Linked DNA regions of Homo sapiens: regions 1 and 2 are each linked to region 3. The links are chromatin loops, found by intact Hi-C in ENCODE. Cell type or tissue: endothelial cell of umbilical vein. All regions are shown on one strand. Links, peaks and the distances in the headings refer to the core of each region. The heading gives the core; the rest is flanking DNA. Region 1 overlaps LOC101927896 (a long non-coding RNA gene). Region 2 overlaps LOC105373936 (a long non-coding RNA gene). Region 3 holds the start of LOC105373939 (a long non-coding RNA gene).

Region 1 (10,974 bases), core at 1,207-9,206, 140 kb before region 3:
GAGTCAGCAGAGAGCTCACCAGGAAACCAGGACTGATGCCTGAACAGCCAGGAATGTGACACAAGCCACTCACGAAGGCCTCAGATGAAGTGGAGCTCCCCAAGTACTGTTCCCTGTACAGTATCTGTCAGAGTTTATTCAGTTCCAAGTAGCAGAAACCAACAGTGCTCAACTTGGCTTGAAGAATTGATGTAATTCTTGCTCTAAGAAAAATGCAGTTCAGGTTTCCGTTCTGCTTCTCAGCCATCTCCTTCTCCTCTTCTCCATATTCTGGCTTCATCCTCAGGCCAGCTTCCCTCAGGATAGAAGATGGCTGCCCTTGGGATAGAAGATGGCTGCCCTTGGGATAGAAGATGGCTGCCCTCACAAGATAAAATGGTTACCCTCATGAATCAGCTGCCAGCGACAACCAAGGCCCCAACTTCTCCGTTCACATCCAAAGGATATGCTCCCCCAACACAAACACACACACTCACAACCGTCCAGGAATTGGAAGATCCAGACTAACACATTAAAAATTATTTTCTTTATATTTAGACATTATAATTATCTGTGCAATATTAATACATTGTTTTTGAAAGTCAAGACTAAAAAAATAATACAACAATGATAATAGCTAACAATTATTGAACATGTATCCTATATACTAGCTGTTGGTGATTTCCTGCATTAATCCCTTCATCCCTAAGGGGTAGATGATACTGTTAACCCCACTTTACAAATGAGAAAACTGAGAGAGAAGTTAAGGAATGTGCCCAGGGTCCCACACAGGTAAGTAGAGAAGCCAGGACTTGAACCCAAGGAGGCACCCACATGACCTCCACACAAAACCTCTGTTTCCTTGCTCTGACTTGCATGTGTTCCTTCCAGCCTTTTGTTGATTTGCAGGGTTGGTTCCCAGCCAGCTATTCTCAAGTAGGCTATTCTCTCTTATTCTGAATCCACTGTGCCCTATTTATATCCATAGAACTTTCATATGTTTTCGTTACATATTACCTTTTTGGCCATTTATTTAGAATTTTTCATGATTTCTCATTGCATATTCATTTGCTCTGTTACTCCCTAGCATGCCCCATTCTCAAAGACCTTTTCTGATGGTCCAGAATCCATTCCTCCCTGGCACATGGTAGGTAGGTGCTCGATGACACGGTTCTGAGTGTTATTAGTTGCCATCGTACTGGGTGTAAGATGCTATATCCTCCTTTCATTCGTGTACCATAATTGTCTCCCATGTTGCTCCCCAGTCTTCATAATGATCTGCTTTAATGACCGCACAACAGTCCATGACTATTAAATACTGACATTTAATTAACCATTTCAATATGGATAGAAATCCAGAGCTTCTATTTTTTTGTCATTGTAAGTGACATGAGGAGCATTTCCATGTATATAGCTTTTCCCCTGACAATCAAATTTAAAATTACCTGTGAGCATAGAGATAAAGATAGCAGCCCAGTGTGGCGCTCAGCTGCAGCCCCTGTCAGCCTCCCTCTGCAGTCAGCTTGCCCTGCTGTACACACTCCTCCCCGGTTGTCCCTCACATTTCCCGGATGCAAGGCTATTAGTGGCCCATCATGAGGCAGCCAACTTCATACTCAATGCCAGGCCTCCTCGACCCAAACATGTGGTGCCTGGTTTTACACAGGGCATTGTTTATGGCTACTGTTTCCTGTTAGATCCTGGCCTCTGCCAGGTATCTCCATACACCACCCTCTTTCCTCTTGTTCTCCCTTTGCTTCCACCCCCAGCCAGCCTCTAACATCTTAAATTCCCAGTAGCACAGTTGAGTCTCAACTCCACACACATATGCACACACCTCAGTCTGCGCTACAGGCCCATCTTTACATTTTCCAAAACAGTTTAATGAGTGTTTTGGAAACATTTCATCAAAGGGCTTTAGCTGTAGCCAATTGTGAAATCAGATTTCTTGATTATGAGCAAAGTAGAGGGTATGTTCTCTCTTTCCCTGACAGGCACAAATCCCAGGGCTTCCCTATCTATTTGGCGTCCAAGGTTATCTGAGGTCACGAGCCACAGAGTGAGTCCTGGGAAGGAAGGGCAGTTGCAGTGTACGTAGTGAGCCCTGGAGCCACAGGACTGGCAGTAAGTGCTACAAACTGGTGTGGCCTCAGAGAGGGACCTTGGAGAGGGGCACCAGCAAGTGTGTGCTCAGAGGGCCATGAGACACATAAATCCTCAGAGAAACATCTCCGTAACTGCTCCTCGCACACTGCTTTTACAGGATGTCATTTGCAAGCACTTCAGCAGGCTATAACTCACTGGAGAGCATCTTGCGACCTTTCTCCTCCTCACAATGGAAATTTTTTATTACAGAAGTTATAGTGAATATATACACAAGAAAACCCCAGAGGGAGAGGGAAGGGGTATTTATGTATTTATTTTTGAAATGGAGTTTCACTGTTGTTGCCCAGGCTGGAGTGCAATGGTGCAATCTCGGCTCACGGCAACCTCTGCCTCCTGGGTTCAAGTGATTCTCCTGCCTCAGCCTTCCAAATAGCTGGGATTACAGGCATGCGCCACCACACCCAGCTAATTTTGTATTTTTAGTAGAGACAGGGTTTCTCCATGTTGGCCAGGCTGGTCTCAAACTTCCGACCTCAGGTGATCCGCCCACCTCGGCTTCCCAAAGTGCTGGGATTACAGGTGTGAGCCACCACGCCCACCTGGGAAGGGATATTTATAAGGCAAGAGCACCTCTCCTCTTCTTCCTACTAATTTGGGAAGTAAGAGTCAATATGCAGGTGAAACCCCATCTCTACTAAAAATACAAAATTTAGCCAGGCATGGTGGCGGGCGCCTGTAGTCCCAGCTACTCGGGAGGCTGAGGCAGGAGAATGGCGTGAACCCGGGAGGCGGAGCTTGCAGTGAGCCAAGATCGCGTCACTGCACTCCAGCCTGGGCGACAGAGCAGGACTCCGTCTCAAAAAAAAAAAAAAAAAGAGTCAATATGTATTGAATATTCACAAGATGCTGCCTCTGTCCTATTTCCCCGAGCTGGTGACAGTGCCTGGTTGGTGCATAATCAATTATTGAACGAGCGAGTGAAAGAATTCTCAGACCATGAGGTAAGTTACTAGTGCCCTCTGCATTTTACAGATGAGGGAAGTGGGACTCACAGAAATTAAGTAACAGGCACAAGATTCAACAGCTGGTAAACAGAGAGGCCAGGACACAGTGCAATTTTTATGACTCCAGGGCCCAACCCCTAACACCCCTCCATCCTACCATGATCCTTGCTGTTGACATTTTCAGTACAGTAAACACAGGACCCGAATCCAAGGATTCAACCCATTGTGGTCCAAAAATAGTCAGGGGAAAAATAATAATAATAATAATATGAATTTTAAAAACAATACAACAACCATTTACATGTATTAGGTATAATAAGTAATCTAGAGATGATTGAAGGTTTATGGGAGGATGAGGATAGATTATATGCAAACACTGTGCCATTTTATAGAAGGGACTTGAGCATCGATGAATGTTGGTATCCATAGGGATTCTGGAACCAATGCCTCCTCGGATACACAGAGCTGACAGTCTCCTCAGCATCAGCAGAGGGACTACTGCATATCTCATATTGTAGCAGTTATACTGATTTTTACACAAAAAAGGGGTTCATCTTTGTATTGCAATGGTGAATCAATAATACACATTGTATAATTTCCCACATATTCCACCGAGGAGCTTATATTCCAGCCAATTCTAAACTAAATAATTACACTTAAACCCTTAAAATGTATCCCCCAAAAGTGCTATTCTTTGATTAACACACACATGCTCACTCAATATTAATGGCAGAAGAGAAGAATTGAGAATTCTGCCAATAAACAATGCACACACAGAAAGAGCTAAATAAAGCACCTTAAAACCGTTTTCTAGTATTTGACTTTACTCTTGTGTCTGAGAATTCATTATGATAACAAGTGCAAGTGGATTCTGACTCTAGGGGCTATTTGGTGAGCTGCTTTAATTCATTTTAGAATCCTGTTTCTAAAAATGACCTTCAGAAGACGGTTTCCCGGAGATGACCAAGGGAAGGATCATTTTACAACCTTTCTGGAACATATTTTATGTTCACCACCCCTAACCTGGATGACTGTTTTAAAACAAACAGCCTGGTTGGCTGTCAAATTCCCTTTCCCACTTAGCACCTACAGGAAGAGAACCCCACTACAATACTGAAACCAGGCAGGTCCAGGACTTCGAGTGGTGGAGAAGATATTTGTAAGAAAGGGAAACAAAGCTTGTTTCTAATAAACTGATTGGGTCAAGACACCTGGGAATTGATCATTGGCCTAACGTTTTCCTGAAGCACACCCCAGACGTGCACACTGGGACCACTCGCACAACGCAGCGTTTCTTCTTATAACAAAACCAAAACTCTGCCACTGTCCTTGTTTGATAGAATCCAAGCTAACACATCAGGCATTTGAAGAAACTGAGGTTGTGTCTTCTTCAGGAAGGGGTCGTGGGGTGGATGACATGATGGTGAGTGTGACATTTGCACAGATGCCAGCTCCCCGCTGCATCCTGACCAGCTCCTCAGATAGGGCAGGATTCCAAGGGAGAAATGAGACCAGCAGGGTAAGCAAATCCTTCTCTGGGGTTATCGGGCTCCACCAGGTGGGGTCTCAGGAAGTCTCTAGCATATATGTAAGAGTTATTTACCCTATCAACAATGTGTATAAAAACAAACAAGCACACTTTTCAGAAGAGCTTTTCCTGCACTAAACACCAGCTGATTTGTGGAGCATGATTGGTAGTTGAGCTACTTAATTGGATTCCTCAGAACAGGGTCAGTAAAAATAGATGCAAATCCATAGGGTGACATAGTCACATAAGATTGTGGAAATTGTAACATGACTGGCTCTAGGACACGCACAAATTTTCATATGCAGAGTCCTGAGAAGAGTCATGGTGAAGAAACCCACTTAAGCAATTCCAAAGTTAAATGACAAGGAAGACTGCACTAATGTCCTAAGGCATCGGGTCCTGCAGAACTTGTTTGTTAGCAAAACCACCCCAGATGGAAGACTTGGGTGGCAATTCCAAAGGGCCTTTTCCTGCATTCCTGACTGACCTTAATTGACAGTGACGTTGACATCGCAGGCTTTTCTGGCCATCCAAGTAGTGAATGAACTTGCAGCAAACCTTGGAAAACCTTATGCAATCCTGTGTCAAGAATCTCGTGACAAAGTAAAGAATCCTTTGGGAATGGGCATGTCCACCTCTTAAATTACATACTTGCTGTAAAACAAACTGGCAGAGCTACTGTCTGGTGACCACAAAGGTAATTTGCCTACAACTCAGAATGAAGATTTGTCCCAGAATGAGTTCTTTTTACCAATAGAGAATATTTGCATTCAGAGAATCTGGGCCAGAACTTCCTCATCTCTTTTGAAAGGTATGCTTCCCGAAGCCTCTGGGTTGGCCCTGGTGACTCTCTGCAGAAGAGGAGGGTGAGTTCTTCACTGCAGTTTAAGATGCACCCATCAGGGCCATGACCCGTTCATTATCGCACATGGCCCTTGGCCCAGGACCAAGGCAGAAAGAGGCACAGATTGCTCCCCTCTTCTCTGGGCCTCTTGACAACCCTGAGCTCTACACTGCTGGATATATACATAAATATATATAGTCCCATGTTCTTAAGTCTCACTTTGAAAACTACAACCCTCAAGTGACAACTGGGCAGAGCTCTGGAGAAGATGGGCAGTGACTGGGAGCCCTACTCAGGGACACAGAACCATGAGTGGTGGGTCGCCTCTGTAGGTTAATATTGAGTGTCAACTTGATTGGATTGAAGGATGTCAGACTCCAGGTTCTTCAGCTTTGGGATTCAGACTGGCTTCCTTGCTCCTCAGCTTGCAGACGGCCTATTGTGGGGCCTCACCTTGTGATCGTGTAAGTCAATACTCCTTAATAAACTCCCCTTCATATATACATCTATCCTATCAGTTCCATCCCTCTAGAGAACCCTGACTAATACAGCCTCTTTCTCACTTTTCCTCTTCCCCAGGAGGTCCTGGCCATGCAGTGCCGCGTGGAATCAGGACAGATGACTCATGCTCCAAGAATTCTTCACTTTGCTTAGAAGACCAGCCAAAGAAAGGAAACTCCCTTGCATCTGGCCTCCTTCTTGGGGGAGTGGGGACTGCGGTGCTCTCTCCCCGCCTGGGAGGGGAGGGAATGTTATTCTTTGCAGAGCTGCAGATGTATCTATTTCCTGGGGTTGCTGTTTATTCTGTTAGAGATTGAAAATACTGGGTGAAAATAAAGTTTAACCCAGAAATCTGACTGATAGGATTCTTGGAGGGAAAGGCATGTGAACCGAAAATAGTCCTCAGTATTGAGTCCCAAGGACTTTTACTCCTTTTTTATTTCTTAAACAAAATTTCAATTGGTGGATAATAGTTTATGGACAAGACTTTATGGAAGAAGCATGTGTGATGGTCACAAGTACCTGCAAAGGTCAAAAAGCATGAGTCTTTTATATCCAGCACATAAAAATAGCATAGATGGTTCCAGAAAACTGGCCCTGGTGCCCTATCTGCCATCCCCAAACTAGAGCTTTGAGGTTCGTTCAAGGGAGGAGTCTCACAGATACACGAAAAGAAGGCTACATTGTGACAATGATACAGGATATTAAAGTTAAAAAAAACAAAAAGATAGTTTAGCCCATTCACTTCATTCAATCCCAGACCTCTAGTTTGGAAACTCAAGACAAGAGAAATTGCCACAGAAACTCTGTGCAGGGTGAAATGAGCTCCTTGCTTCCAATTTTCTTGCTTGTCAGTACCCATATCATACCCAGAACCAACGTAGCCACGAGGAACACCACACATGCCTCTGCCTAGCAATGCATCCTGGAAGGCCAATAACCAAACAGGCAGAAATTTTCCAAACAAGATGTTAAGCTGTTGGTAGCTTGAAACAGACCATGGTGAGAGTATTTACATGCCAAAAAAAAAAAATGGCAAACGCTACAGTCATGGCTTTCTGACTTTTTGTTTTGTTTATTGAGACAGAATTTACCAGCCTACCGTTGCCCAGGCTGGAGTAGAATGAAGAATAAGGAAATGGATCTGGCCAAGGGCCCCAAGGGGCTGGACTTTGAGCCAAGTGACCACAGTTTAAAGGACATAAGCAACCCAGCCTTGATTCCATGGTGTCGCCACACCTGCAGATGTGTCCCCTTGGGTAGACAGCAACTATGACCATAGTACAGGTGACGTCAGGGGTGGGTACAGGAACCAAGGCATTCCCTACATGGAGTAAGCTTTGTTAAACAATCCAGTATGTTTTTTGCTGTGTTGTGGGGAATTAAGAGAAGCCTGGGATCATGCTTGGGTGAAGCAGGGCAGGGAAGATCCACCCAGCCTGGAGGAAGCCAACTTTGGTTCAGTAAATGGCATTCATCTGAGAGAGCAGGGGAGGAGTCAGCCGCCAGCTGAGCAACAGGGAAAGAACAAGGACAGACTTGAGGATCAGGCACATCTGGAGGCAGGGTATTCTCAGAAATGGGGAGGAATTGGGGAGTTTCACAATGACAGAAACCTGGTAAAAGATGGGATTTTCTGAAGTCGTGCTGCATAGGGATATAGACTGTCAGTCTTTTGAGCACTGAAAGCTAATATGGCCATCAATGACCAGAGAGCTCATAGATAGCCCGCTGACCAACCAAAAGCATTGGGAGGACCATTATGGTTATGGGGGGAGCTCACTCTGCACCAGGTACTAGTCTGAGAGATTTACATGGAATATCTTTTATTTTTCATAGAAACAGCACAGAAGAAGTATTTGCTTACCCCATTTTATAGATGAGGAAACTGAGGCACAGGGACTTTATTCAGCTACTAGGTAGAAGAGCTAAGATTGGAACTCAGCCAGTAGGACTCAAAACCAACATTCTTAGGATGTCACTTCGGGTCTATTGATCTCTGCTACCCTGAAGCTTCCATCAGCTGGTCACAGACACCCCTCCAGGAGCCACCAGAATGGAGCAACGGTTCTTCCCTCTAACAATCTCTCAGGTATTTGAAGATGACTATTATGCCTCTTGAATTCTGTTATGTTCTCTAGGATACACAGCATTGGTCACTCGCTTCTCTTAGGGTATTGCCTGGACTCTCTGACCCCTCCCCCCACCATGGTGAGTGTGCCTGAAAAATTCAACATCACACTCTGTATGTGCAGGATTAACACAAAGGAAAATGCAAATGATGCATCCTTGGTTCTAGGAGCTAAAGATCGCCACCCTCTATCAAAATATCATCTACATAAAAAACCAACCTACACGTCGCTGTGTTGCTAGGGTTCCATTTTTGTAAAAGGGTTATATAGTCTTATACATGTGCATATTCATAGTTTTTAATATGCACCCCAAAAAAGCTTTCAAAAAGGTAAAGATCTAACTTTCCCCTGCTAGTGCATGTAGGTGTTGGGGCTGCGGGTAGGGACAAGGAATTGAGGAGTCTCACACTTCACACACTTCTATATTGACTGAAGTTTGTATAATATATAGTTACTTTACTATTTTAAGCTTAAGATATGAAATATTAACTTTTAAAAGGCATGCAATGGGCCGGGCGCAGTGGCTCATGCTTGTAACCCCAGCACTTTAGCAGGCCAAGCGGGCAGATCACTTGAGGTCAGAAGTTCAAGACCGGCCTGGCCAAAATGGCGAAACCCCTTCTCTACTAAAAATGCAAAAATTAATGGTGGTGAAAGCCTGTAATCCCAGCTACTCAGGATGCTGAGGTGGGAGAATCACTTGAACCTGGGAGGCAGAGGTTGCAATGAGCCGAGATGGCGCCATTGCACTCCAGCCTTGGCAACAGAGTGAAACTCCATTCCCGCCCCCACCCCCTCCCCCCAGAAAAAATAATGATTTTTTTCCAAAAAAAATAGCTATTTAGGTGCTCTATTTTGTAACACTACAGTAGAATCTGCAAGAAAACAAGCACTCAGCTAATAACTTTATTCTGAATGTAATGTTCAAGTTAGAATTCAACTCACATTTTCTCCCCAAAAGGACATGAACATTTGAAATTTATGCTTCCCAGCTCCTACAGTGGTGTTCGGCAGCCAAGCAGTTTTTCACAGATGCCATGGGTAGGGTTCAATGGTCACTGTACTCTTTACTTAGTGAGGGTGGCATTGTCATATTTCACCAGGCATGGCCAGGTTGCTGGGATGACACATCCAGCCGCTCTGAGCTTTGTTTGACCTTCTCCCAGCCTGCAGCCTTAAGAGGGAAATCAGACCAACCTATGACTTCTACAAACCCCTTCCACGGTGGCACCGTGCACTCACTTGGCCTCCTTATCTGGTTCTGAGGATGCTCAAAGGTGTTATGACTCCCACTGAACAGAACCTCGCATGAGAGGAGAGCACAAAGCCTCCATGCTGGCCCGGAGAAGCACACACATTAAGCTTTGCAGTTGACCAAAGGCACTCCCAAACACTCCCAGAGTTGACAAGTTATGGCACTGAACGCTTTCTGACTTAGTCTTTACAGAAGTTGTGATGTTGCTTGGACAGGTGGCATTTCATTTTTGCGGTGATGGAAGTTGAGATTCACGGAGAAGTGAATTGGCCAGGTCCATTCCACTGGCACTAACCTGTGTTCTTCCCAGCCCACTAGCATATATTGAACCAGAAAGTGAACAGTCTGGAGACTAATTCAAATACCACTGAGGGGGATGGGGGATTAAACTATCCCATCGTTTATGGAAGTAATTTGGAAAATTAAAAATTCTCATGTCCTTTGACAAAGCATGTCTCTTCCAGGAATTTATCGTACAAACGTCCCCATGTATCGAAATGATACGTGTCTGTGCTATTCATTCTACTATTGTTTGCATTAGGAAAAATTGGAAACAATCTAAAGACCCTTTGCTAAGGAATATTTAAGTAAATTAATAAATTGAATCTATGCAGCCTTTTAAAAAGAATGAAGCAGATTGATATGCCCCCATGTGGAATGAGCTCCTAGATGTCGCATTGGAGAAGGGAGAAAACCATTTGAAAAAGAAACGTGTTGCTTTTGGGTGTAAAAAGCAAGGGATAAAGACAGTCATATTTAGAATATTTTATATGCTTGGACTCTCTAGAAGGTGAGGCAAGAAGTGGCAGCAGTGACTGCTACTAAAAAAGGGAGCCAGGGACATGGGGGTCTGGGGCCAACAGAAAAGGAACAAGCATTTACTTTCTACCCCTTCATCTCTTCTGAGATCTGTACATTGTTTATGGTCTGTTTACATTTTAAAAATACGTGGAGCATGGTGGCTCATGCCTGTAATCCCAGCATTTTGGGAGGCCGAGGCAGGTGAATCATCTGAGGTCAGGACTTCAGGACCAGCTTGACCAACATGGTGAAACCCCATCTGTACTGAAACACAAAAACTAGCCAGGCGTGGTGGCATATGCCTGTAATCCCAGCTACCTGGGAGGCTGAGACAGGAGAATTGCTTGTACCAGGCGGTGGAGGTTGCAGTGAGCCAGGATCACGCTAGTACACTCCAGCCTGGTGACAGAGTGAGACTCTGTCTCTAAATAAATAAATAAATAAATAAATAAAGTTTTGGCCAGTCCACTTTGGCCAACTTTCCCAGACACACCTTTAGTTTCAGTGTACTTGGAGTTGCTTTGCTACCAGGACTATGATGAAAGCAAAGAGGGGTCCAGAGAGACGTGACTGGAATCCTACTTCCAGAGAGAGATGAGTGGAATTTATGTATGAGTTATGGCTAGATCATGGAATCTCAGCTTGGAACAGACCCTCATGTCCCGTTAACCAATCCCTGCCAGACAAATGAATTCCTTCCATATACCCTGACCCTGACCATTGGCCTGAACACTTCCGTCTACAGAAGTCATGATGCCCGTTTCATGTTTTCCACAAGCATTCATGAGAAAGGCACATGAAAACACCTTGCTATGTGCCTGGCA
Region 2 (10,974 bases), core at 953-8,952, 360 kb before region 3:
GCAAATCAAACTCAACTTTATATTTTAAAATAATGCATGTTTATTCTGGGAATGTATAATTTTCAAAAACAGAAAAATTGTTATTATAATATTCCATATTAAGAGAATAATGAGAAGAAAACAAAGGAAAATCTCAATAGATGTACCTAGGTCAGTCACAAAAGTCAATACCAGTTTATGATCTGAAAACTCTCATGAAATTGGGAAAAAGAAGAAACTTGAAAAGCCTACGGCACACACTAATCCTAATGGTTAGCGTCTAGAAGCATTAGCACCAAAGTCAAGAACAAGGGAAGGATGGCCTCTGTCGTCATGTTGAAACCCGCCTCTGCAAAATTATGACAGACAGTGAAAGAGATCTAACTTAACTGACTCCATCTTCCTTCTAACCTCCAAGCTGTCCTTATTCATTCCTGGGCGTAGGCTAAACTAACTTTGGGAGAAACTTAGTTTATAGTTCATCATGTAAACAAAGACGGTAACAGCCCTTTCCCAAAGCAGACCTCCTTCTTGCCTGGGGACTAGGCTGCCTTTGTAGCACTAACATTAGCCACAGATTAGAAATTATGGTTTAGGAGTCGTGCAGCTGGAGGCTACAAGATTCTGACCCTCCCTAAACTGCTCCTAAGATCAGTGCTTGAGATATTTTGCAGACCTTGCACTTGATGGATCAGCTGGCACCGCCCAGATCAATAAACTGGCTCATCTGATCTTGTGGCCCCCACCCAGGAAACAACTAAGCCCAAGAAGACAGCTCCGACTTCCTATGATTTCTCTGACCAATCAGTACTCCTGGTTCACTGGCTTCCTCCGACCCACCAAGTTATCCTTAAAAACTCTGCTCCCCAAATGTTTGGGGAGACTGATTTGAGTAATAATAAAACTCTGGTCTCCCACACAGCCAGCTCTGCATGAATTACTCTTTCTGTATTGCGATTCCCCTGTCTTGAATACTCTTTCTCTATTGCAATTCCCCTGTCTTGATGAATTGCTCTGTCTAGGCAGAGGGCAAGGTGAAGCCCTTGGGCGGTTACAATGTTCACCAAAAATGTTCTGTAGTCACTAGCTAAATAAGAAAAGAAAAAGAAATAATATGTATACGAATTAGAAGGGAAGAGATTATACCATCTTTATTTGCAGATACATGATCTTTTTGTAATATAAAATACTTAACAGAATGTCCAGACAAGCCATGAAAACTAATACAAGAGTTTGGCGGCCAAGTGCAGTGGCTCGTGCCTGTAATCCCAGCACTTTGAGAGGCTGGGGCAAGAGGATGTCTTGACCCTGGGAGGGGGAGGCTGCAGTGAGTCGTGATTGCACACCACTGCATTCCAGCTTGGGTAACAGAGTGAGACACTGTCTCAAAAAAAAAAAAAAAAGAGTTTGGCAAGGTTGCTGGATACAAAATCAACATTTAAAAAGCAATAGCATTCCTCTATCAGTAAATAAAAGTAGAACATGCAATAGGAAACCTCTGGACTTCTGGTCATGGGGAGGAAGTGGTCCAGGATCACCCTCCTGCAGTAGACAACTAGAGAACCGAACACACAAAAAGCACAGCTGTCAGACAATGAACAACACACAGCACAGGAGAAAGGGCAGGAAGTGAGACGGGCCCTATCCTGGCCTAGGCTTTCTGCCTGGAGAAGTCCCTGGACTGTGGCTTATGGAGGGGACCCACACAGAATCTAACATTCCTGCTGCATTGAAGATACATACAACTGGAGTTCAGAGACTATGAAGACACTAGAATCTGTGGGCCAGAGAACCTGAGAGAAAGAAGCTATGTACTCTTAAAAGAACTCAGAAATCTGCATGGGGTCCCCTGAGTCTTTGGTTGAAAATCAAACTGCACATACATAGAGTGAAACTCCCAAGACTGGACAGGAACAATTTCTGAATAAAGAATAATTTACAAGGAGTGATGAGAAAATTCTATGAGCTTATGGGGTGCCTGAGACCTTTCAAGTTTTCTCTAGCCAGAGTGGAGAGACTGTTGAACTCACAGGGCTTTCAACAGAGATCCTGGCTAGGCTGTGTCTTTTAAAATGGAGCTTAATTAGCCCTGCAAAGAAGGTGTCTTTAGACTCTTCCCAATGCAGCTTAGAAACAAGCCATGGATGGATCATTCATCCACTAAAAAACTGATGGCCACAAATTGTCCAATCTTCTGCTAAGGAATACAAGAAAATCCAGCACTCAATAGCATCTGGGAGGAAAGTGCCTATACCTCAGAGAAGCTGCGGGGCCCAGCCGGCAGTAGCAGCAGAAGCGAGGAGGGCCCATACGGAAATGGATTCAAGGGCTTTTGATCAAGGGGGATGGATTGTAAGGTTGGATAACGAAGAGTTAGTTGATTTGGCAGCATTCTCCATAAAAACAGGATGCAATACCTTGGCAAGGACTTCGAGTAACGGCATAAATGTGCGGTCTGGATGGCTTGTGGGAGCACAAAAACACAGTGGGCTACACTAAGTCAGGTAGAAATCTCAGAATTCCTGTGGCAGGTGATAGAAGAGAGAAGTGGGTATGCTAAAGGGTATATAGCACCTAAATCCAGAAAACCTACCAGAGTACTGTGTGCCCAGAGAGGCACCCAGAGGGTACACAATTCAGCAAGGCTGTAAGAAATGTGCTGGTATGGGGGACACCAAGGATGCTAAGAGCAGAGGTGATTCTCCTCTGTATGCAAAGGCTGGTGGTAGGAGATGCCGTTAGGGACTGGGCTCACCCGCAGCAATGGGAATGACAGGATCCCAAAACAACAGTGGGAAGGTGGCAACACCTTGTCATCGGAAGGCAGGTGGATTAAATTATCATGAGCGTGTTGGAGGGTAGCCAGAGGGGCCTGGCTGGCTGAAAGTTATTGAGATGTTTATTTGAATGTGGCTTCCCAAGGGGAAGATGACTAGGCAGCCAACAGGGGTAATATCAACCTATACAATCAGAAGAATCAAGACTGATGACCAGGAGGCTGAGATAATTGATCTTTGTAAAGTAATATCCTTTACCTGGTACCCAGTTTTAGGATTAATGGGAAGGTCGGCCCCTGGAGAAAGGACCCTGCAACATCATAGCAAATGTTCATGAAAAGGAGTCCTCAGTCTTTCCCTGCAAGGACCTGTGGCTGTTTACCTTGGTCACTGCACAGTGTGGAAAGGGGAATACAAAACATTAGGTACTGTTAGAGACAGGGTCCTGGTTGACAATGATAGCAGCGTCATGGTACCCTCTCAGGGGGCCACGTATTAAGTGGAGTCCTGGCCCTGGTTTAGCTCATGTTACAACCACTGAACTACAAATACCTGCAGTGGTCATTAGCACAATTCCTACACTGGTTTCTTGGCCTAGGGATAAGAGCTATTATAGTGGGAAAAAGCAAATAGAAACCCCTGAAACTGGCCTCCTTTCCCCCACCCACTCACCAGCCAATATAATTAATCAAAACCAATATCACATCCTCAAGAGAATGGTAGAAATTAGTGCCATTCTTAAAGAAAAAGTACAAGGGGGTGCTTCATTATGCCTCCTTACAATTCACTAGTCTGGCTCCTAATCCTAGAGGTCAACAGTGAATGACAAGAAACTCAACCGCATAGTAGCCCAGTGGCAGTTGCTGTGCCTGGTGTAGTATCTTTACTAGAGCAGACTGACATAGCCTTGGGCACATGGTGTGTGGCTATTGATCTACCAAATACATTATTTTATCCTTATCAGAAAATCAGATCAGAAATATTTTGCAGTCACTTGGAATGAACAAGAATGTACATTTCCATGCTTGAATAAGGGCTGTGTCAACTATTCTACTCTCTCCTTAATGTAATCTAAGAGACACAGGCCTACTAGTCACCTTTCAGAACATTCTGTTGGGCTACATTATGAATAAAGTCATGGTAATTTGACTGGATAAAAAAGAAGTGGGCCAGGTGCGGTGATGGCTCACCCCTGTAACCCCAATACTTTGGGAGGCCAAGGCAGGTGGATTACCTGAGGTCAGGAGTTCAACACCAACCTGCCCAACATGGCAAAACCCCATCTCCACTAAAACTACAAAAAATGAGCCAAGCATGGTGGCAGGCACCTGTAATCCCAGCTACTAGGAGGCTGAGGCAGGAGAATTGCTTGAACCCAGGAGGTGGAAGTTGCAGTGAGCCGAGATGGCACCATTGCACTCCAGCCTGGGCAACAAGAGTGACTCTCCATCTCCAAAAAAAAAAAAAAAAAAAAAAAAGTGGCTAGGATATTGGAGACTTTGGCAAGACATGCATTCCAGAGGGTGGGAAAGTAACCCTATAAAGATTCAGGGACTTGTTATATGGGTTACCTTTTTAGGTGACCAATGGTATGGGGTATTCTAGAACTTTCACTCCAGGTTAATGTACAGATTAACATACATTATCCTCCCAAATACAAAGAAACATAACACCTGGAATTTGGGCACTATTGACATAATATTTCTCAGCACATATACCTACATACCGGCCAACATGAAAACCTCCCATCTTCCTCTAGACCAAAAAAAAGGAATGATATAATTTATTAAAAAGACACCAAAAATTCCACTAAAGGAACATCAAAAGATAGATACATTTGATTACATTTAAATGAAAACTTCTGCACAAAGCAAATAAAGTGAAAAGATAAGCCAGGCTCAGAAAAGATATTTGCAAAAAATAAAATCAAGTAAAAAGTTTCAATAAATCAACAAGAAGAGAAAAACAACATAATAGAAAAAGTGCAGGCTGGGCACAGTGGCTCACGCCTGTAATCCCAGCACTTTGGGAGGCTGAGGCGGGTGGATCACCTGAGGTCAGGAGTTCGAGACCAGCCTAGGCAACATGGTGAAACCCTAGCTCTACCAAAAATACAAAAATTAGCTGGGTGCGGTGACGAGTGCCTGTAATCCCAGCTACTCAGGGGGCTGAGGTAGGAGAGTTGCTTGAATGTGGGATGCGGAGGTTGCAGTGAGCCAAGATTGCATCACTGCACTCCAGACTGGGCGACAGAGCGAGACTCCGTCTCAAAAAAAAAAAAAAAAAAAAAAAAAAAAAATAGCAAAGAACATGAATAGGCAGTTCCCAGAAGAAAAAACTTAAATGAAAAAAACTTGTATTGGCAAAAATTAACTAGATTGATATGATAATGCATGTGTGCAAATCTAGAGCAACACAAACCACAAACTATACTTTAAAAGATGAGATAGCACTATCAAGGAAAATGAACAATACTCACTCACCGGGCCCTAAAATTCAATTTCTGGAACTGCAGCCTAGAGGACTTTTCACATGTGTGGATGGATAAGGACAAGAAGATCACCAAAGCCATGCTTGTGATGGCAAATAAGACCTACCTCCATCAATCAGAAAACGTATATGTAGTTGTCATATAGTCATATAATGTACTTACTATACAGTAGCAAAATCAAAATGAATGAGACTGAGCTACACCTATCATCATGAAGAAATATAATTTGATCAGAAAAAGCAAATTGCAGAAGGATATGCAATATCCAGTAGAGATGAAGACGACGATAGTGGCAGTAGGGCATTGGTTATATCTCTGTTCGCTCATGAATTTTTTGCAACAATCCTGTGAGATAAGCACTTTAATTATTTCCGTTTTAGAGATGAGGAAATTGAAGCATGTTGAGGTTAGATAATGGGTCGGAGAGTTACGGAGCTAGGAAATGACATAGCCAACACATCCTGTGAGTGTGAGTTTATGATACTCACACAAAAGTGTAGAATTAGTGAGTCAAGGGGTATACATAGTTTACATTTTAAACGATGTTTCTAGATTACATCTTTAAGAGGTTGCAGTATTTCACACTCATACTAGCAAGAAGGAAAGAGTATCTTTCCCTTCACTCTGCATAATACTGGCTTTTATCATCAATAGGTAAAAAATAGACTTCTGGGTTTAATTTGAAAATTTCAGACGATAAGGAAGCTGTTTACAGAGGGTTTGGATTTCTTCTGTATATCACCTGCTCATATTCATTGAGCATTTTTATATTGGATTGTATTTGTTTTGTTCCTCAAGTTATAGCAGACTTCTTTATATTAGTAAGATGAATCCTGTGTCTATCATATCTTGCAAATTGTTCTCTTAGTCTATAGTCTGATTGTTTAATTCCTTAATGGTTATTCTTGCCATATTTACATTTTTCTTTTCTTTTTTTTTTTTTTTTTGAGATGGAGTCTAGCTCTGCTGCCCAGGCTGGTGTGTAGTGGCGTGATCTCAGCTCACTGCAACTTCTGCCTCCCAGAATCAAGTGATTCTCTTGCCTCAGCCTCCTGGGTAGCTGGGACTACAGGCACACACCACCATGCCTGGCTAATTTTTGTATTTTTAGTAGAGCTGGGGTTTCACCATGTTGGCCAGTCTGGTCTCAAACTCCTGACCTCAGGTGATCCACCCGCCTTGGCCTCCCAAAATGCTGGGATTACAGGCGTGAGCCACCACGTCCAGCCCATGTATACATTTTTCACTTCCTATGCAGACCATTTGAATCTGGCTTCCACCTTAATTATTTCACGCAAATTGCTGCATTCAAGGTTCCCAACAACCTCCATATTACCGAATTTAGTGTCCTCATCTTGCTCAACCCAGTTATAAATCCTCTATTTAGCCTCTCCAAATCTTAGATTTTTCATTTGTAAATAAGAGACAACACCACCAGCTTTGCAAGCTCGTTGTTAGGAAATGCTTATGCATAGCTTGTAGCACAGTGCCCACTGTTATTACTGGCCGAAAGCCTGACCTCCCACTTTCTGCCTCAGCACCTTGGAAAATTGCTGCTAATCACAGGAAAAAGCAAGACGCAGGAGTGAGCAATAATGCAAGCCTGGTGTGCCCTGGGGACTGTGCTATTCACACCTCGTAGACTTCCAGATGTAAAGAGCAATCTTAACAATCATGAACATCATGAGATTTATTGAGAGTTTACTATGTCCCAAACACCTTGCTGGGTGCCTTCTAATAAAGGATGCAATACACACAGAGCACTTAGCCTGTCTGGCCCGTAGGAAGTGCACTATGTCATCTCACTCTCATCTTCACTGCTGCCGTCATTTTAGAGGCTGCATCTTATTAGGCAAGGCCAGCAGAGTTCTCCTCCACCTCCAGGCAAATGAGTGGACCACATGTGCATCCTGTCTTCCATCAAGGGGCTTGGAAAAGCCTTCTTCACTCCAGGAAGAGTCAGCAGGGACCATATGGAACCTCACAGAAAGTTCTCCCCATAGGAGAAGGCTTTTCTGCTAAGCCTTAGCTAAAGACTAGAGGCCAATGGGCAGAACACTGGCCAGGAAACCTTTTGCATTTGCCCTCCCCACCCCTGGATTGGCCTAACATTGAAAAGTCACAGCATTTCACCTGGAAACTGGAATTTTCCACTTCTGTGGACAAGTCAGACAAGGAGCTCTGACCGTCCTTCCAGCCAGCCAGTGGTTCCACTCATTGCAGATGCCTGCCTGGCCCTAAAGGCATTTGGGTTCCGACCTCTGACCCTGAGGCAGGAGAACAGGGCCTGGAAGCAGGGAACATAAGGCTAACCCACGCTGACTTCCTAGGCCGGGTATGGTGGCTCATGCCTGTAATCCCAGCATTTTGGGAGGCCAAGGTGGGTGGATCACCTGAGGTCAGAAGTTCGAAACCAGCCTGGCCAACATGGTGAAACATCATCTCAACAAAAATACAAAAATTAGCCAGGCATGATGGCAGGTGCCTGTAATCCCAGGCAGGAGAATCACTTGAACCCAGGAGGCAGAGGTTGCAGTGAGCTGAGACTGCGCCATTGTACTCCAGCCTGGGAGACAGAGTGAGACTCCATCTCAAAATAAAATAAAGTAAATAAATAAATAAATGAAAGCACTTCAGCAATGACAGGAATGTGAATTGCTTTGAAACTTCACTTCATCCTCCATTTACATAGACCACACATACAAAGTAACATCTTCTCCATTTATAACAGGGCGCATTCTGAGTAAATGACTCTGTAACTTCACTTCATTCTCTTCATTTACATAGAACATACACCGAGTAACCAATGGGAAACCTCTAGAGTATTGAAACCGCAGAAAATTATGTAACCAGAGCTCTTGACCCCCTCTTCTCAGGCCCACTCCCACACTGTGGAGTGTACTTTCGTTCTCAGTAAATCCCTACTTTTGCTTTCCTTGCTTTGTTTATGCATTTTGTCCATTTCTTTGTTTGAGACGCCAAGAACCTGGACACCTTCTACCGGTAACAACCCCAGCTCCCTGCCCTCAAAGAAGAGGTCTCGATATAACAGACATACTCCACGAAACAGAGGGATTGTTTTCAGAAAACCCCCACTCAGTATTCTCTGTGTGACTCAAGAAGACGCAGCTCTTGTTTAATTCTCCAGGGTAAGATAAGGATAGCTCAGTCCTAGGAACAAGTTCATAGATAAAAAGAACAGAGACAGATATTAAATCCACACCAGAAGGGAAAAATCAGGCTCATTGTTGAAGGAAATCAACTCAGTAAAGCTGAAGATGAACTTGAGTGACCTTATACGATCACAGAGGAAATGAATAAAAAGATTAAAAGATAAGAAAAATAAGATAATAGAAGCAGAGGACTCACCAAGGAGATCCAATCCATGAATAAAAGCTGCTCCTGACAAAGCACGCCCTGGAAATTAGAATGAAGCAACAATAAAAGGTATTAGAGAAAACTTTTCTGACCTGGAAATAGACTTGCCCGCCAGGGCAGGGGCCCGCAGTCCCCAGGCTCCATTAATGAAGAGAAATGGGCATGAAGACAAGGCTGGCAATTTTTTATAATTTCAAAATTAACAAAAGGATGCCTTTGAATTTACCCTTGAGGAAATGAATGTCAGGTAGGTTGGACTAAAATTTCTCCCCTGCCATATTAAACACCAGGAGATAACAGAAAAGCATTGGTAGAGCTGAAGCTAAAAGTGCCTGGGCCGGGAGTCACAGGCCCTGAGTAGACACAGCATGGGGCTCATTGTTCAGCTTCTCCGGGGTAGGCAGAAAGGCCATTTCATTAGCGTGCCACTAAATTTGGCAACTTACACAGGAAACACCTCCTGATGACATGTACCCTGGATGCAGTTCCAAGAGGGAGCCTAGGAAGTCCGGACTGAGGATGACGGATGGCCTGACCTCCCCTTTGACTGATGCTGGGATCTGATGGCACCTATCCACAAGGTCAGCACAGTCCTTGGGACTGGTAATGAAAGTTGCAAAACTTATGTCACAGGGAGCACAAAGCTAGTTTCCACTGACATCACTGGGTAAGCATGCTGATGTGCCATAATGAACAGGACACTTGGTGGGTAGAGTTTCATCTGGGCACACCACACAGGCACCAGGGAGTGCCAACTACTATGATATGGTTTGGCTGAGTCTGTACCGAAAGCTCATCTTGAACTGTAGTTCCCATAATCCCCGTGTGTCATGGGAAGAACCCGGTGGGAGGTAATTGAATCAGCATGGTTACCTCCATGTTGTTCTCAGGATAGTGAGTGTATTCTCACGAGATCTGATGGTTTTATAAGGGGCTTTCCCCCCTTTTCTCTGCACTTCTGCTTGCTGCCGCCATGTAAAGAAGGAACGTGTTTGCTTCCCCTTTGCCATGATTGTAAGTTTCCTGAGGCCTCCCCAGCCATTCTGAACTGAGTCCATTAAATTTCTTTCCTTTATAAATCACCCAGTCTTGGATATGTCTTTATTAGCAGCATGAGAATGGACTAACACACCCTGCAAATTCTGAAGGAGCAGGCTAGATGGAGAGCAACATCACCAACTCCCAGCCCCTGCAGACTTCGTGCTCTGTGGCTTCCTGAGTCTCCTCCAGGGTGTGAGCACTCACTTCCATCCTGGGGCCCCCGTATCCTTGGGCCTGTCCTCTAGAGGAGCCAGAAGACTGTAGCTCACTTGCTGGGTTTCCCTCTGTGTGTTCCACAACATGGATGTTCTTACCTTCCACCTGATCCTCTTAGACTCAAGGAACAGGTCATTTGCTTGGCTTGTGACTGGAGGGCACTAAGGCTCTTTGGGTTTGTCCATGAGGCAAAATTTCAACGATCAGCCCCTGAGTTTGGGCCATCACCAATGTCTCCACCAGCTGAGCATGAGCCTGTGGGGTCCACCCTGGCCTTATGCTCTATGTTGCCTGATTGCAACGTCAATGTCTTCAAAATTCCCTCTCATGGGAGCACCACCTGCCTGTCTTGCTGTTTATATGTGACTGTGTTTCAAACTCCATCCTGTGTTGATATTTTTCTAATTTAAAATGTTTCACTTTGAAGGTTTATTTTGGAGGTAGAAAAAGCAATTGTGCACTGAATATAATTAAGCAATGGCATATTGATTTACCCACCACTATAAATATGCTTCAATTCTCACTTACCATGTTAGCTCCTAATGAGTTTATCCTTAAATAGGTATTTATTGACATCTTGATAGCAACTATATCAAGGTGCCCAGAGACCCATCCAAATATGTGCCAAACTGAGCTTAAGTTATTCATAATGCAGCTATCACCTGGGTGCTGTGTTGCTTGCTATCTTTATGAAACAAATAGGAAAAGGATTGGAATTCAAGGAAAGAACCAGGTTCTGTTTTCCATATATCATAAATGAAACAGTACTTCTAACAAAACCAGGTCTATTCTGACAGTTAACACTCATGTCCCACAAGCTGTGTGTCATTTAATAAATAAACTGCTGTTCTTTGTAATGAAGCCAAAATAATGGTGAGAAGCACAGTTATAGCCCCAGAAATAAGGCAAGGAAATGTTAATTACAAAGCAGTTTACATGGTAACAGCTTGATAAATGATGCTGAGAAAAATGACCTTCTTGCTCATTCTCCTTTGTCTCTGCTAAAGAAGAGAGACTTAGAGATTTGAAATGGCAACCTGACGTCTCATTTTTGGTGTCAGGTTGCCCTTTATAAGTTTCTCCTTATAGACC
Region 3 (10,974 bases), core at 1,338-9,337:
GAAAATAGGTAAGAGTGGTTAGGAAGGCTGGTTGGAGGCTGGGGTTCCAGGCCTGACCCTCTGCACCCGTGTCTGCTTCAGGCAGGTGACACTGGGCACCTCCTGCCGGGGAGAAGCTCAGGGTCCCCATTTCCTGGCCGGGAACTTCCCTTTCCTACAGACCCTCGCTTGGTGCGCCATGGCAGCTGGGCCCAGGCCTCCCAGTTGGGCCGAGGCCCATCTCTTTTCCCAACAGCACATCCTTTGTTCTCTCCAGCCCAGACGTGTAGAGGTGAGCCACCCTCCTGGCCAGTGAGGAGCTTCTAAACACGGAGGCAGATCAGCTTTTTGCCGAGTGAACTTGAGAACCGGAGCAGAGCTGCAGGGACAATGGTGCATTATTAAACTGCTCTGAAACTCAGAGCCCAGAGCACCCAGCTCTGGGGCGACTGGCAGGTGTTGGACCTGTGGCCGTGGTGCCAGCCCCCACTAATCCCATTAGCGACTTAGGGGTGAGTGGATGGAAAACAGGATGAGAGTGTCTCTCCCCCAAAGAGGGCTGGTTCAAGTATGAATATTCACAGCCACACCGAGGCACCTGCTCCGTAGATGATTTTTTTTTGCTTATGCAGTTAGTGCACAGAGTGAGCCCTGCGCTGGGAAAGACACGCACACGCATATGCACACACATGGGCACACACACACATGCGTGCACACACACGCAGACCCTGAGACCCTGCACTTGAGTTTCTAGTCTTAAGCAAGAAGGGTGTCACCGAGGTTGTGTCCTGCAGCTGCTAGTGGCCAGTCTGTCCCACTTGGATGGTCTGTTTCTATTTTATTTTATTTTTTACTTTTTTTGAGACAGAGTTTGGCTCTTGTTGGCCAGGCTGGAGTGCAGTGGCGCCATCTCTGCTCACTGCAACCTCTGCCTCCTGGGTTTAAGCAATTCTCCTGCCTCAGCCTCCCGAGTAGCTGGGATTACAGGCATGCGCCACCATGCCGGCTAATTTTTGTATTTTTTAGTAGAGAAGGGGTTTCACCATGTTGGCCAGGCTGGAATCGAACTCCCGACCTCAGGTGATCCGCCTGCCTCAGCCTCCCAAAGTGCTGGGATTACAGGCGTGAGCCACCATGCTGGCAGTCTGTTTCTATTTTGGCATTTCCTCACTGCACCTGGAGAAGAGCTTCATTCATTAATTCATCCATTCATTCATTCATTCAACAAGTACCTGACAGCCTGTACAGCAGTGGTGCCAGGTGAGGAGGGTGGGTAAAAATGCAGGGTCCTCCTCACTGCAGTCACTGCGGGACCAGGTACTCTTTTCCTGCGCCCCACACTGCCCCAAGGCCCCACTGGTCATCCGTCCAGCACTCTGTGCTCGCTGACTGGTGCGGTGAACTCTCCGGCTGGGCTCCTTTCCTGCTGCAGGTGCCGCGTCTCTTTCTTAAGCCTGTGTAGAAAGTTCTTTTGTCCGGGTGACATTGGCATGATTGAATCAGTGCCAGAGCCAAACAGGATGTGGTTCTGGGCGACTCCCAACTTCCAGCAAATCCGTGGTTGTTTTCAGTTACCTTAAGAGGGACAACTGAAACAGAGACAAGCACCCCAACAGTAGGGTGCTTCGAGGTCCTGGAGGGGAGCCCTGGCCCTGTGGAGAGAGACCGAGTCGTGCAGCGTCCGTGGCCTGCATTTGAAACTGAAGGGCAAGAGGCTGGTGAGATCCGAGAGTCATGCCGCTGCGTGGAGGAACATGCTGAACCTCTGGAGGAACGGCTCTACCTCCAGGTCAGGCTGGAGGCTTTTGCATTTGGTTTGGCGAGGAGAGACAGCAGGATTTCTGGGTGCCGGACATGCTTCTCGGTCAGAGCTGGTGCGTTTCTTTGCAGGGCAAGGTGGAGGCGGGGATGCCAGGGAGGCATCTGCTGCATTTCTTGAGGTTTCACAGGGTGCAGAGCCCCTGTCCTCACTGTTCTGTGGGGTGCTAAGGGAGCAAGCCATGTGGTCCCTGAACTTTGAGTAGATACAGGTAATATTTGAAAATATTTGGGAATGTTTACACAATCACAAAAACAATGAACACTTGTGTAGCCACTACTCAGGCCAAGAAATGGAACTTAACTTTGAAATTCCCTTTGCCCCTCCCAATCCCAGCTTCCAGCTCCCGATCCTCTCCCCTTCCTGCAAAAATGTGTTTATCAGATAAACCTGAAGCATTTGAGGGAGTCCCTGTCCTGAATTTCGCAGTTGTCATTCTCTGCTGTTTTTTAGTTTTATCACATGGGGTTGTGTTTCTAAGCAACATCGTTTGTTTTTGTTTTTAACTTTTATGTACATGGAATCATGCAGTATCTTTTGTGGCTGGCAGACTCTGAGATGGCCTTCAGTGATCCACACCTCCTGGTGTTCACATCCTGTGAAGTCCCCTCCCTTTGGCGTGAGCCGAGCTAGCAACTTGCTTCTAACCAGTAGGATGCATCCAAGTTGATGCTGTGCCTTCCTCCCGTGATTACATTATGTGGGCTTAGAACTTCTTCCTTGACAACAGATGGTCTCCCCTGCTGGCTGTGGTGGAGCAGGCTGCCATATAGAGAGGCCATGTGGCAAGGAACTGAGGGTGGCCTCCCCCGGCAGCCAGCATGCAGTTGAAGCCTCAGTCCCATGGCCACAAGTAACTGGATGCTACAACAAGCAGATGACCCTGGAGGACCCCTCCCCCAGATGACCCTGGAGGACCCCTCCCCAGTCTAGCCTTGAGATGACACCCCAGCCTGGGCCAAGACTTTGATGGCAGCTCTGTGAGAGGCCCTGAAGAAGAGAGTCTCTTCTTTACCAGTTAAGCCACATCTGGATTCCTAACCTACAGAAACTGTGTGATAATAGAAGTCTGTTGTTTGGGGCGATTTGTTACACAGCATTAGGTAGCTAATACATAGTCTTGCAAGAGTTCGTTTTTTGGCTGAGCATTATGTTCTTGAGGTTCATCTGTGTTGATACCTGTAGTTGTAGTTCATCTGTTTTCATTACTATGTGCCTTTCCCCTGTAAGTAGTCCCCCCCTTATCTGCAGGGGATACAGGGCCCCCAGAAGGTGCCTGAAACTTCAGATAGTACCAAACCCTGTATGTACTATTTATTTTTTCCTATGTATACATGCCTATGAGAAAGTTTAGTTTGTAAATTAGGCACACTGAGAGATGAACAATAATGAATAATAAAATAGAACAATTATAGCACTATATTGTAATAAAAGTTGTGTGAATGTGTTTTCTCCCTGCCAGAATATCTTATTGTACTGTAGCACCTGTTTTGGGACCACAGTTGGCCAGGGGTAACTGAAACCATGGAAACTTGGGGTGAGGGGGGACTGCTGTATGTTAATGCCTTAGCTTAATTATTCTTTCTGCTCCTAAAGGACAATAGGTTGTTTACAGCCTTTGCTATCAAAAACCACACTTGCTGTGAAGGTCTTTGTACATGACTTCCAGCTCAGCGTGCAAATGTTTATCTAGGGAGTGCGGCTGGGCCTTGGCTGCCAGTCCAGCTCCACTTCCCACAGCAGCCTTCAGGTTCGCCCAGGCTCCTCCGCATGCTCCCCTCCCTCAATATTGTCCGCCTTTTTTTCACTTGGGGGGATGGTCTGATGGGTGTGAGATGGTATCTGAGTGTTTTTATGTTCTGCCAGAAGCTAATGTTCACTGACCATTCTGATTTCCTCCCATGCGGAAATCCTTTTTGTGGTTTTTGCCCGTTTTTCTTACTGAATTGTAGGAGTGCTTTTCGTTTTTGTTTTTTTGAGACAGGGTCTCACTGTGTCGCCCAGGCTGGAGTGCAGTGGCGCACAAGCTCTGCCCACTGCAACCTCCGCCTCCTGGGTAGCTGGGATTACAGCCTTGTGCCACCATGCCTGGCTAATTGTAGGAGTGCTTTGAATTTTCTGGAAAATAAGCCTCTCTTAGTTACGAGCATTGCAGACACTGCATCCCGGTTTGTCCCTTGCCCTCATGGGCTTTTAAAATCAAATCAGGCACAATTCTGAATTTTTCTGTCCCGGGAGGATAATTTGCAGAATTACACTTTTGCGGCATTCCTAGTCCTGGCCTGTGTGTCCTGGTCTTTGGGTCATGGACTGGTGCCTGTGGACTCGGCCCCTGTTTATCGCTCTTGCTTGATGCTGCCTTCCTGAGGTGGAGACTGCTGGGCTCTGTTCCCGTCTGTGGCTCCCCCTCTAGTCTGGGAGTGCTTTCCTGTTCAGATAGCTCATTCCAACCTCTTAGTCACTTTGGAGAGCCTCGTTCAGTGAGTCAGCACGGGACCTGGAGCTCGGGGACCCCTCACAGCCAGGCCAGTGCACACTTGGAATCTGCAGTTTGTCTTAGGCCCCTGAAGGTGATTGCTTGACCGCAGAGGAATGCACGGGTCTGGGGAGAATTTGCCCAGCGTGTTTAGAAGGAATGCATTCCTGGAGAAAGTTAAAATTAGAAAAAGCTGCTACATTTCCTGCCATTCAGTCGCAGTTGGCTGGTGTTTGTTTGCACAAGGATTCTTTGGTAACAATCTGCAGTCGGTTTCTGGCGGAATGTGAGGTGAAGTCACGACTGACTTTCGGGATGGAGGTGAGCGGTTTCCACAGGGATCTTTGTTGTGGGAGTGACTGCTTTGTTTTCCGAGTTGTTGCAGAATCATACCGGAGTGGAAAAATATTACCGAAACAATCCCTTGTTGATAGTTAGCAAGAAGATTATTTTATTTATTCTAGAAAACAGCTCTTTAGTGGGAAGCAAATATCGTGGAGCGCATCTCTTTGTAAGCTCGGCTGCCATTTTCCCGTCCCCGCCTCCTTCCTGGGTGGCCACCTCTGATGTCGCCTCCTGAGGCTGGGCTTTTTGGGAAACTCCCTCTGACTGGCACAGGCAGTGGGGTCCAGGTTGAGCAAATACAAATGCAGAATACCCGGGTCCATTTGAATATCCGGGGTAATGTACACTAAAACATTATTAGTTGTGCACCTGAAAATTCGATGTAACCGGCTGTTCTGGGTTTTGTCTAGAGACCTCTCCCGGCCCAGCTACACTTTGAAGCCCGCTCTGTCCTGGTCTCTGGTGGTGCCTGGGCCTCTCCCAGCTGAGCGGGGCATCGCTGGCACCAGGTGGGCTATTGGCACCAGTGGGCACACCTGTGGCTTTGCAGGGTTTTGTCCACTTCTGTGTTGGTGCCCTCCGCCTGCTGGTGCTGGGCTGGGGTCGTGTGCCCACTTTATGGAGGCGGAATGGAGAGGCCGGAGGGTTACCAGCCTGTCCAGTAGTGTGCAGCTCGTAAATGGAACTGTTAGTCTATAGGTCTCAAAGCCCAGCAGCTGGAGGGCACAGGAGAAATTAAACCATCTTCTTCCCTGGGGAGCAAAAAAAGATGGTCAGAAACTCACGCACAGGGAGGAAGTGCTGTGGGGCTGAGAGTCTGGGTGGCAGGTGGGCTATCCCCGAGACCTGGGAACACAGGCTGCGGGGAAGCCTCAGTGTGGGGCTTGAGGGAGAGGCAGTTTTTGCACAGGCAGGGAGGGGACCAAGGAGGCATTCCCTAGTCACAGGGGCAGTGGGCAAATGGGAGGAGGTGGGATATGTATAGGGGAGTTTGAGGGTGGGGCCGCTGACCTGGCTGGAGTGACCAGTGGATGCCATGGAGTCTGTCCACGTGGGGTAGGGCAAACTGCAGAGAACCCCGAAATGGGGCAGGGAAGCCTGGCTCCAAGGGAGGAAGAGGCAGGAAGGAGCAGGCACCCTGTGCTCTTGAGCCGGGGATAATACAATGATGATGAGGCAGTGGGGCTGTAAATTTGGTGGAGAGATGCAGCTGAGACCAGCGGGGAGGTGGTGGATCGGTGGACCTGAGACCAAACTGCCGATTACAGGTGCTTGGGAAGCTTCCTTTTCTGTTCAGGCAGCAGGTGCTATTGATGCAGCTGCTGCTGAGCACTAGTGCAGGCCTAGGGGCTGGGTGGGGATACAGAAGTGAGCAGGACAGGTGGGTTCCTGCCCGCAGGCCATACAGGCCAACTTGCGAAACACCCGGGTGCCAATTACCCAGGGCACTCCACACAGCCCGTTCAAGGTGCTTCTTGTTTTTGTCCCCAGATTTGTGCTTGAGAAGCTCTGAGTTCCCGTCTGTCCACCTGCATTGGCATATGGGTACTCTATAAATCATCCATCCATTCAAACATTGGCTGACTGCACCTGCTATGTTCCAGGTTGTTCCTGGTGAACAGGACAAAGTCCTTGCATTCATGGAGCCTGTTCTGGTGGGAGAAAAAGGAGAGAAGTAAATGACAGATACAAGAATGTCAAGAGCGGTGGACGAGACCAGGGGAGGGAGTGGGCAGCAATGGTGTGCTTGTGTTTTTGATACGGTGTGGTCGGCTGAGTAATCCCTTCCACAAAAAACATATTTCTATCCTAATGCTCAGAACCTGTAGGTGTTACCTTATTTGGCAAAAGGGACTTTGCAGGTGTGATTCATTGAAGGCTCTTGAGATGGTGAGATACCCTGGATTACCCAGATGGACCCTAAATGTTATCACGGGTCTTTTAAGAGGGAAATGGAGATCTTACCACAGCAGGAGGCCCTGGAATGGTGGGAGCAGAGACTGGAGTCCCGAGCTTTGAAGATGGTGGAGGGGCCCTGAGCCAGGAATCCAGGCAGCCACGGGATGCAGGAAAGGGCAGGGCCACAGAAGCAGCTCACCCCCTCGGAGCCTCCAGAAGGCACTGGCCCTGTCGTCAGCCCAGTGGGCCTGGTTTCAGATTTCCAGCCTCCAGAACTGTTGGAGAGTCAATGTGTGTTTTAAGCCACTAAGTTTGTGGTAGTTTGTTACAACATCGATAGGAAAGTCACGCAGGGTTCTGCGGCTTTGAGGGAGTTACGTTTGAGCAGAGCCATCTGAGGTTGGGGCTGGGCTTCCCTGCTGACACGTGGGCTGGGGCCACAGAGCCTGAACCAGGATCCAGGCCTAGCTAAGGGTCAGGAATCCCTGCTCTGGCAGTTGTCCTCAGCCTGGAAGTGACCCACAGGGCATATACACGTGTATGAGTTTTCGTTTGTTTGTTTGTTTGGTGCGGGGCAGGGTCTCATTCTGTCTCCAGGCTGGAGTGCAGTGGTGCAATCATGGCTCACTGCAACCTCGACCTCTGGGCTCAAGTGATCCTCCCACCCCAGCCTCCTGAGTAGCTGGGACTGCAGGCACACATCACCATGCCTGGCTAATTTTTTTTTTTTTAACTTTTTGTAGAGACGAAGTCTTGCTGTATTGCCCGGGCTGGTCTCAAACTCCTGGGCTCAAGCAATCCCCCTGCTTTGGCTGTCCAAGGTGTAGAAATTACAGGCATGAGCCACTAAGCCCTGTCCTTTTCAGTGTAAAAATGTCAGATGAGGAATCAATCCCCTTTGCTGAGTATAAGTGTATCTTATTAACAGAAGAAAATATTTGCTTGGCTTTCTAAATTGGGAATTTCTAACAATCCGTAACAGCCCACTGGCTTTGACCAGAACCGACTGAGTGCTCAGGACCAGAACCGACCGAGTCCTCAGTTACATCACTCAGCTGAGTGCCTGTGTCGTGGACAGAAAACCCAGTGGTCTAGCACCATTTACCATCTGTCCTGGTTTACAACCCCTGAAAGCAGAGCCTGAGACAAGGACTTGGGTGCTGATGTTTTCGGGGAGATGACTGGTCCCAGCAGTCCATCCAAATAGAAGAGGGTGAGAAGAGGGAAGAGGAAAAGCTAATCGGGGGTCAGCTACTGAGCTAGTGGCCACTGTTAACCAACTATTAGGGCTCCATCATGCTGGAGACGCATTTGAGGAGCCATGAGACTATGCCCTAGAATTGTCTTTCTGGAGGCCAGGAGGCGGGGGCGTCGACCCCAGGGCAGCCCTGGGGGCTATATGTCTGCAGCGCATCCTCCATCCTGCAGGCTGACCCGGGCTTGGGGCTGTGGTGTGCTGGGATAGCGGAGCACCTGCAGATCACACCCCCTATTTGGAGAATATCTTGACAGCGCAGCAACAGAGTAGTGAGTGTACAAAGATCTACTATAGCTGGCCTTCACTTCCACGAAGTCCTCACTTTGTGGCTGTCCCCTGGGAGTCATAAGAAAGGCACATAGTTTAGCTCCATCCACCAAGATTTGAGTCACCTGCCAACATCTGCCTTAATGACTTCACAGACAGTCATTGTGGCGGAAGCTGTTTAGAAGAATATGGGAGAAAGTCAAAAGTGTGCGTGAATGAAGGGGAATGAAGTGGGAAAACGCATCTCACCTGCATACACATTTTTGACTCTTGTGCACAAGCATTTTTGACCCTCTGTGCACAGCTGTTTTTGACACTTGTGCATAAGCATTTTAGACCCAATGCACACAGTCGTTTTTCACTCTCTGTGCACAGGTGTTTTTGACCTTCTGTGTGCAGGCATTTTGACTCTCCGCGCACAGGTATTTTTGACCCTCTGCGCACAGATATTTTTGACCCTCTGCGCACAGGTGTTTTGACTGTCTGTTTGTAGCATCCTCCCTTGATGTATGTTCGGGTGAAGCAGCCCTCGATGCACACCTATGAGCTCAGGGACTGTGCGCAGGTGAACCAGCCTGTGACACACGCCTACGAGCTCAAGGAGCACGGTGCAGGTGAACCAGCCTGTGACACACGCCTACGAGCTCAAGGAGCATGATGCAGGTGAACCAGCCCTGGATACACGCCTATGAGCTCAGGGTCCATGTGCAGGTGAACCAGCCCTCGACACACACCTACGAGAACAGGGACCATGTGCAGGTGAACCAGCCCTTGATATACATCTATGAGCGCAGAGACCACAGTGCAGGTGAACCAGCCTCTGACACTCATCTACGAGAATAGGGTCCACGTGCAGGTGTACCAGCCCTTGATATACACCTATGAGCTCAGGGTCCATGTGCAGGTGAACCAGCCCTTGACACAAACCTATGAGCTCAGGGTCCATGTGCAGGTGAACCAGCCCTCCACTCACACCTATGAGCACAGAGACCATGGTGCAGGCGTTATCTCTCTTATTCATGAGGAGGCCCAGTCATTCCCTCCCTACCCTGAGTTGAGGAGGAAGGATAAGACTTAACTGTGGTCCCAGCATTTAGTGGCAGAGCCAGGATTTGAGTCCATATTTAAATAAGGTCCAAGTCTTCAACATACTGATGTTTCCCAGATATTTTCAGCCTCCTAAAGGTTTATTAGGGGGACAAAACTCTTTCAAGACTCCGTCACAAACATTCGTAGTCTGATTCAGGCAGGAATGTTAACTTCTACTTTCAAAGACTTGTGATTTTATAACCTGCCATGGGAAAAGGAAATGCAGGATTGGAGCCTGGTCTGGAATCTTACACCCTCACTTGTCCACGTCCTGTCTTACTGCAGCCTGTGTGGTCTTGGGATTGTTCTGTTTGTGTTTGTCGTTACTCTGCATATCATGGCTGGTGGCTTTGGGTTAGGATCCCAGCTTTTCACTTCCTGATCTCGGGTGAGTCTTTGAAACCTGGTCAGCCTCAGTTCTCTTATCTGCTAAATGATGGCATGATGATACCTGTCTGGCCTACCTCATAGGGTTGTGAAAAGCGACCGAGAGGCCAGATGGGAAAGTATGTTATCAACTAGGATACATTATGCTAATGATTTTATTTTTTTTTTTTTTGATGAAGTTTCACTCTTGTTGTCCAGGCTGGAGTGCAATGGCTCAATCTTGGCTTGCTGCAACCTCAGCCCCCCAAGTAGCTGGGATTACAGGCATGTGCCTCCATGCCCGGCTAATTTTTTGTATTTAGTAGAGATGAGGTTTCACCATGTTGGTCAGGCTGGTCTCTAACTCCTGACCTCAAGGGATCCACCCGTCTTGGCCTCCCAAATTGCTTGGATTACAGGCATGAGCCACCCCGCCCGGCCTGCTAATGGTTTTCAGAGGCAGCATCAACATCAGCTGGGAGCATGTTAGAAATGCACATTCTCAGGCCCACCCCAGACCTACAGAATCAGAAACTGAGCGTTGTTGGGCCCAGCAACCTGTGTTGTAATCAGCCCTCCAGGTAATTCCAGTGAATGCTGGCGTTTGAGAACTACTGCCTTAGTCACAGAATTTCACGGGTGTTGTATGCAATTTCTACTATGTATTTGGCACTCAGTGTCTGGTATATTTCAAAGAAAAAAAAAAAAGACAGGGTCCCTGCCCTCAACATGGTCTACAGGCTGGAAGAAAAATTAAAGCAAGAGAAACCCACATGAACTTGATGTACGTTAGAGCCCCATGTTACAGTTGAGGAAAACGAGGCCCAGGAAAGATGAGTCATTTAGCAAAGGTCGTGGAGCTGGTGTGAGAAACGTGAACCCACATGTTTGACTTATGACAATCTCCAGACCCTTCATTCCCCAGGCCGCCTCCCCCCAACATGGGCGGCTCATGGTGTCCCCCCACTTATTCATGCGAGAGAGTTCCGAGGTCAGAATCAAAGCCTAGGACGCCTTCCTTGAGACACTCTCCTTGGCTTGCTTTTAGGTGGTGATTTTCGAAACCTTGGATTAAAACCTTCACCCCCCACAGCCACAGTAGAGTCCAGAATGATGAACTAGATCTTGTGAGGCTCCAGAAGTGATTGGGCAGTGAGTTGAAAAAGTCAAAGTCTAGAAGAATCATTAAAAATACAAGGAAAAGCCGAGTGTGCATGGGTCTTCCAGTCTTTCTGTTGGGTGCAGGTCTTTTCTGAGTGTGGGTTTGGCCATGGTGTCTCCTGTGTAACCCACATGCATGATGACATCATTGATTTCCAGTCCAAGATGGCGCCATGACACAGGGACACTGGTGAAGCCATCCATGCCCAGAGTTCTCCTAGAGTTGACTGCATTTTCCTCAGGTGTTTAATGTCATTTAGCTTGCCAGCCACATTTTTTTTTCTTTGAGTCAGAGTCTCACTCTGTCGCCCAGGC

The links. A loop is a pair of places that touch in the nucleus more often than their neighbours do. Peaks named below come from ENCODE experiments on the same cell type or tissue, not always from the same donor. Only the 100,000 strongest peaks of a DNase experiment are listed, where the experiment ranks them.
Region 1: a loop joins it to region 3, with 7 times the contacts of the local background. A loop is called at or near these places in 2 of 110 quality-filtered maps.
Region 2: a loop joins it to region 3, with 8 times the contacts of the local background. A loop is called at or near these places in 2 of 110 quality-filtered maps.

What each region holds. Positions count from the first base shown.
Region 1 is chr2:234,834,382-234,845,355 of GRCh38, forward strand. LOC101927896 (a long non-coding RNA gene) reads right to left here. Exons shown (of 9, transcript XR_002959457.2): 3 at 1-357. Among named protein-coding and RNA genes, the nearest start is that of SH3BP4, 110 kb to the right of the region's middle. RefSeq lists an enhancer at 1-841. In endothelial cell of umbilical vein, for the core only: no CTCF peak of the experiment used is centred there; a DNase peak (open chromatin) is centred at 6,120; H3K27ac peaks cover 1,058 bases.
Region 2 is chr2:234,614,544-234,625,517 of GRCh38, forward strand. It overlaps LOC105373936 (a long non-coding RNA gene), which reads right to left. Exons shown (of 3, transcript XR_923998.3): 2 at 8,617-8,664. Among named protein-coding and RNA genes, the nearest start is that of LINC01173, 63 kb to the right of the region's middle. RefSeq lists an enhancer at 8,246-9,445. In endothelial cell of umbilical vein, for the core only: no CTCF peak of the experiment used is centred there; a DNase peak (open chromatin) is centred at 5,668; H3K27me3 peaks cover 2,354 bases.
Region 3 is chr2:234,977,133-234,988,106 of GRCh38, forward strand. The region is part of intron 1 of SH3BP4 (SH3 domain binding protein 4); the gene reads left to right. LOC105373939 (a long non-coding RNA gene) reads right to left here and starts at 1,646. Exons shown (of 3, transcript XR_924008.1): 1 at 1,555-1,646; 2 at 1,212-1,433; 3 at 1-358. RefSeq lists enhancers at 1-346, 3,206-3,943, 6,328-7,042, 6,773-7,067, 7,043-7,756. In endothelial cell of umbilical vein, for the core only: no CTCF peak of the experiment used is centred there; DNase peaks (open chromatin) are centred at 1,489, 2,379, 3,509, 4,339 and 1 weaker place; H3K4me3 peaks cover 1,741 bases; H3K27ac peaks cover 6,486 bases.